Linked DNA regions of Homo sapiens: region 2 is linked to region 1. Evidence: chromatin loops called from intact Hi-C (ENCODE). Cell type or tissue: GM12878. All regions are shown on one strand. Each heading gives the region's core, and the rest is flanking DNA. Links, peaks and the distances in the headings are about the cores only.

Evidence for each region. A loop is a pair of places that touch in the nucleus more often than their neighbours do. Peaks named below come from ENCODE experiments on the same cell type or tissue, not always from the same donor. Only the 100,000 strongest peaks of a DNase experiment are listed, where the experiment ranks them.
Region 2: it touches region 1 in a loop (4-fold over the local background); 20 of 110 quality-filtered maps call a loop at or near these places.

The regions. Positions count from the first base shown.
Region 1 is chr5:119,396,321-119,399,242 of GRCh38, forward strand. It overlaps TNFAIP8 (TNF alpha induced protein 8), which reads left to right. Exons shown (of 2, transcript NM_014350.4): 2 at 1-2,922. Among named protein-coding and RNA genes, the nearest start is that of TNFAIP8, 42 kb to the left of the region's middle. RefSeq lists enhancers at 1,201-1,250, 1,531-1,580. In GM12878, for the core only: no CTCF peak of the experiment used is centred there; a DNase peak (open chromatin) is centred at 1,551; H3K4me3 peaks cover 916 bases; H3K27ac peaks cover 2,344 bases.
Region 2 is chr5:119,339,164-119,342,085 of GRCh38, forward strand. It overlaps LOC102723444 (a long non-coding RNA gene), which reads right to left. Exons shown (of 5, transcript XR_007058912.1): 5 at 623-2,922. It also overlaps a transcript of TNFAIP8 not described here. Among named protein-coding and RNA genes, the nearest start is that of TNFAIP8, 15 kb to the right of the region's middle. RefSeq lists enhancers at 1,042-1,181, 1,332-1,461, 1,722-1,851, 1,912-1,961. In GM12878, for the core only: no CTCF peak of the experiment used is centred there; a DNase peak (open chromatin) is centred at 1,588; H3K4me3 peaks cover 2,474 bases; H3K27ac peaks cover 2,500 bases.

The DNA.
Region 1 (2,922 bases), core at 270-2,769:
AGACATTTTTCAAAGTTTTCAACATGACTCCTACTTTGGGGGCATCTTGTGGCTCAGTTTTCTGTCTCGTGGAACTTCACTTCTAGGTGCTCACAATGACTTTTAACGTTGACTTCTGAGGTGCAGTGAGCTGCTCCCCCACAGCTGTCCCTAGCAGTGGTGGGTTCAGAGCATGACAAGGCACTCAATGTGCATTCACCAAGAGAAGCAAGGAAGCAGCAGTTCAGTACTGTGCTCCCTAGAGTAGGCACGGCATCAGTTTCAAACTTCAACATTATTTTCCAGATTTGGAGGCTCAAAATATTTGAGCAAGTTAAGTTAAGAAATAGCCTTTTTCTGATTATTAGGCCTTTCATATACAACTCAAAATTAGTTTAAGAGTAAAGCATGGGGTGGGTGCGGTGGCTTATGCTTGTAAGCCCAGAACTTTGGGAGGCGGAGGTGGGAGGATCACTTGAGGTGAGGAGTTCGAGACCAGCCTGGCCAACGTGGTGAAACCCCACTGCTACTAAAAATACACAAGATTAGCCAGATGTGGTGGCAGGCACCTGTAATCCCAGCTACTTGGGAGGCTAAGGCAGGAGAATCGCTGGAACCTGGGAGGCAGAGGTTGCAGTGAGCTGAGATTGTACCACTGCACTGCAGCCTGGGCAACAAGAACGAAACCCCGTCTCAAAAAAAAAAAAAAAAAAAAAAAGCATGAGTTAAGAACTTTGATCGTACAGAAATATTGCGTTTTAAACTCTTATATAATAGTATGCCATTCACAATTATCTGGAAAGTTCTTTTTCTCCCACCATGTGAATACACACACACACACACACACACACACAATTTTTAAGCCCCCAAAGGCTTAAAATAGTACTTTTTGTGGTCTGTACCGGTCAGTTGGATTTTTACTAAGAATTTTAATTTATCCTTGAGATACTTGATGAGTGTATATAAGCAGTTGCAATTTAGCATACAAAACCTGACAAATGGTAAATAAAAGAATATGTTTATCCAAATGATGAAATATTTGTAGTAAAAAGTGCTATTCAATTGCCAGGAAATTAAAATACTCCAGTAAAATGAATTAAATTAGCATGTTAATAAGAGTGATAATATTTAAAAGTTTTAGTCAATCTTGCATTTCCATACTTGCATTATCTAAACTAGTTGAACTTTTCAGTGTTTTACTTGATATATTGCATTCTTGAGCATTAGGCTTCTAGGTGATTTGTTAAACTCATAGCAGGTTTTAGTACACAGTGCTGTTTATGACAGAAAAAATTTTATCCTACCTCTGAAATAATTGTACTTTCTGTGATTCAGATAAAAACTTTATAGAAACTCCCTAATGAAAATATTGAAGCATTAACCAGAAAATGAGTCAGCTTTTTGTTTCCAAAATGATGCAACAGGAAAACCTTTAACTACTTATAATCCCGTATAGTCACCATCACCACGAAGTATTGAAAATCTGTTTTCTCTTTTACTAAGTGTCTGCACGGTCACTTATGTATACCCAAAGCCAGAAAGATATTTTTATCTCAGGGAAATTCCAGAAATGGAAACATTTTTGTGTAATATTGATTCATTTCTGTCTCACCAAAGATGTGTTTTCCACGTAGCAAAGAACATCAGCCCCACGTTATAGGGAACAAGCGAGTCCCAAATCGTACCATCTGCTGAGCACTGAGAAAGGATATGGACAAGTCAGTCAGCATTCACAATTAAGAGAAAAACATCTGTGCTTTGGAAAATGTTCTTCAAGGATAGAGAATTGTGCCCTATGTCCACCAAATTTGCATGAGATCTTTATAAGATTAGACAGCCAGTGGATAAGGCCCCTTATCTTTCTTCATGGATGGCTGAGGAAATTCTCCGCCTTCCCTGACATCAGCTGCATAACTGTATTTCTGCCTCGTGGAAATAAAGTAGATGATCAGGCACTTGCGGTTTGTTCTTAATACAAGAAAGACAATTTGATTTTTAAAAGTTTTGATTTGTAGAATAATGTAAGACAATATGTTTCTTTCTACTTTGGTTTTTCCATTCAAAAGCTTACAGATGAATTCATTCGTTTAAAACTGCCAGGCTGAGTGCGGTGGCTCATGCCTGTAATCCCAACACTTCGGGAGACTGAGGTGGGCGGATCACCTGAGGTCCAGAGTTCAAGACCAGCCTGACCAACATGGTGAAACCCCATCTCTACTAAAAATACAAAATTAGCCGGGTGCAGTGCCACATGCCTGTAATCCCAGCTACTTGGGAGGCTGAGGCAGGAGAACCACTTGAACCCAGGAGGCAGAGGTTGCAGTGAGCCAAGATTACACCACTGCACTCCAGCCTGGGCAACAAGAGTGAGACTTTGTCTCAAAAAAAAAAAAAGAAACTCTGTCTCGAAGTAAATAAATAAATTTTTAAAAACCAACCTGATGTGAAGTTGAAACACAAGACGCGGAAATAAAAACTCAGAGTATAAATATCTATATTGTTACCATTATCTGGGATAATTGATGATTTATAAGAAGCTGAGGTTTCGTCTTCCTAGAAATGGACTTTTATTAGGCCAGCAAGAATGACCACTTAGCCATTTAAATGATTTGTCAGCATCTTTTGCTGCTCTCTTCTAAGACCATTGGTTTTCACTAAAGGATAAATACCTGCTAAGCAAATTATAAAATACTATAAGACATTTAATCTCCTGGAAGAGGACTTGCTGATAATTGGATCAAAGTTCCAGCATTATTGCTCTTTTCGAATCATATGGACTTAGTGTTCTCATGACCGAGGAGTCACATTTTTAGCTTGCTAAAATATTCACTGGAGAACATGGTGAAATCCACGAGTGGAAACGTTCCATGGTATTTTCAAACGCCACGTGTCAGGAATTTGGCATGCCTTCCTCTGGGAGAGGCACTGGAGTGTGGCCAGATG
Region 2 (2,922 bases), core at 122-2,621, 57 kb before region 1:
CTGTCCAGAAGGAGAGAGAGAACTGGCTTCTTGTAGTTGTGTCAGAGAAGCAAGTGACTTTTTCCAGAAGCCCCCAACACATTTCTGATGCCTCAGTGACCAGCTTATTGGCTATGGCATCTGCTGTGATGATTGGCTTAGGCTTGGGTTGCCTAAACTCGTCACTCTGTGGCAAGGGGGTATGGGATTTCTGTGATTTATTTAAAATGATCAGGATTGCTACCCAGGGAGAGAGAAATGGACATGCTGTTGGGTCAGCCACGATGTCTACTACACAGGTCTCCTCTTGTGGTGTTTTTTTTTTTTTTTTTTTTTTTAAACTGAGTTTCTCTAATTTGGTGACTGGCTATGGTATGTAGTAAATGGGGCCCTGTATATGGGATTGCCAACCCCTGATGACAAATGTCAGATGCTATCAGGGAGAGCAAGAACACAGATTTTGTGAACCACAGTAGCACTGCAGATCACAAAGGGATTCTCAGAGGTCGATAAAGCATCACCAAGGTACTAGAAGGTTTGGTAAGTTGAACAATGAGAATAAGAAGTAGAGCAAATTAATTATAGACAGCTCTTCAATCTATGGTAATTACATGCTCCGATAAAACACTGAAGTCCAATATAATTTGTATTTAAAAACTGTTTAATAAGGCCATATGTTTCTGCAAAGAATGGCCTTACATTTCATAACTATGACCTTAATCACCATATTTGATTAATTATTTTATCTATTTTAATGGAAATAAATGGGCTGTGGATAATGTAAAGCTTTGGAAGCTGCACACAAATAAATGAAATGGGGCAATCAGTCATAGAGAGTTTCATTTAGTTTTCTCTAGATGAGTGCTCCAGGAGGATGGCTGTCTAGAGCAGGGGAAGGGTCTGGGGCAACATTCAGAAGGCTGGTGAAAATGAAAGTCACAGTGACACAAGAAAACACCATCTTGTGGTAAGTCAGTTGGAGCAGAAGAGGTAGCCATTTATCTTTTAGATGAAATCTGTGGCTGGAGTATCGGATTCCAAACTCCACAGCGTTGTCCCTAGCCAGCCAATCTTCCCCACCACATGAAATGTGTGGAAATATACGCACAGGGGGCCAGCCAGAGCAGAGGAACCCTTTATTACCAGGGGGGCTTTCACCCAGACCCTAACAAGGAACTTGAGTGAGCTAGACTGCCCATGTGGGTCACAGAAATTCGATTCAGGAACATTGGGCTAGGCTGCAGAGGACCACTGTGCCCAAAGGCATGCCCTGCTCCCGGGAGGCTGGTTGCAGAAAGGAGCTCTGAGCTCCTGAGGCCACCATGGAGGTCCTGGAGATTTAATTCTATTAATAGTTCCTCTTAAGATACTCACCATATCAACTTGCTGGGCCTGTTTTCTCATTTGTGAACAAGTTTGAGGAATGGGGAGATTGAATAAGACAACCTCGAAACCTTCCTTTGAGCATTAGCTTTCCGATTCTTGGGTTCTGGGCAGGGTGTGGCAGGAAGTGTCATGGAGAGCTGAGGTGGGGGTAGGGGTGGGGACTTTGGTCCTCCATATCCGGACATATGAACAGACAGGTGATGGCACAGTTTCTGTGGTATGTGCTGCAGATGTCTTAAATAGCCACCAAGTGGCTGGACTGGCTGAGTGGCGGTTTGAATTGCACCAAGTTGAGTATTTTTAGTTGGATACCACAGATAGTGCATTTATGGCCTTAGTTCACCGAATAGAGGGGTCGTTTCCTTTGCCGAACCAGAATTGGATGTTGGCTGCCAGGCTTGTGTTCTGGGACATCCAGATGTCGGGGTATTGTGGGAGCGGTGCACATGAAGGAAGCTCAGTGACTCCTGGCAGGTACTTCTGTTATAAAGCGGTTTCAAAGCCGTAGACACCTTTTATTCAGGGCTGGTAAGCTTCACTGGTGTTTTTGGTCTCCTGCTTTTTTTTTTTTTTTTTTAAATCTGATTACAATGGTGTTGCACACTGTTGTGGTTTATCGTTTTTTAGTGATCCTGTTGCTCAATAACCCTCCAGTGCTCTGCTCTGAAACAGCACCAGAACTCCACCTAAGCGAGAGATTGCTTATTTGTTTTTAATGTTAGTCTATATAAGTCAATGGTCCCAAACTCAAATGTCCACAGGAACCAGGCAAGTAATATGAATGTGTAAATAGTGCTCTATGTGAACAATCTCAAGTCGTGAGACCTGTGGTAAATTTAGAAACAACAGGTCTCATCTAAAGGCATTGAAGTTCAGTTAAAAAACTTAAAACAAACAAAGAAACAAAAAACTACATGAGGTGGGTTCGGTCCCAAGGCTACCAGCTTACGATCCTTGGGCTATAAGCCATCTGACTTCAACTATCACTGCTGTGTTTGCTCAGTCTCAGAGGTACCGTATTTATGGATGTGAGCCTTTTATAGTTTCATTTATATACTTGATTTCAGCTTTTGCCTTAGATGAGAAGACTGGCTAACTCTGGGATAAGAGTGCCACCAAAATTTTCACCCACAGATTGGAAGCACATCAAAAGAAATCATATCTTCACGGAAGTCATTTTTTTTTGGTTCCTGGCCTTTAGGGGCTGAATCTGTTTAGAGAAGTAGAGATGGAAATCTCAATCAAAACAGTTCTGAGTATTTTACATCATTTAAAAAAATTTGCATCACTGAAGAGAAGGAACCCTAATCATTTGAAACTCTCACTTCTGCTTTGCAAGTTGTCTGCTGGCTATATTCAGTCCTCTTTGTCTTCTTGGTCTTAGGCAGGCATGGGGTTAGTGGCCAGGGCAGAACTGGGAATGGGACAAGTTTGTGTTCATTCTTCTCCCTACCCTTGTAACAGCCTTAATTTCTGTATCTCTGTTTCCTATCTGGGGTGCCCTCTAGTCCTCATCTCTGAAGGGAAGGAACAAAGAGATGAGTGAATTCTTTACTC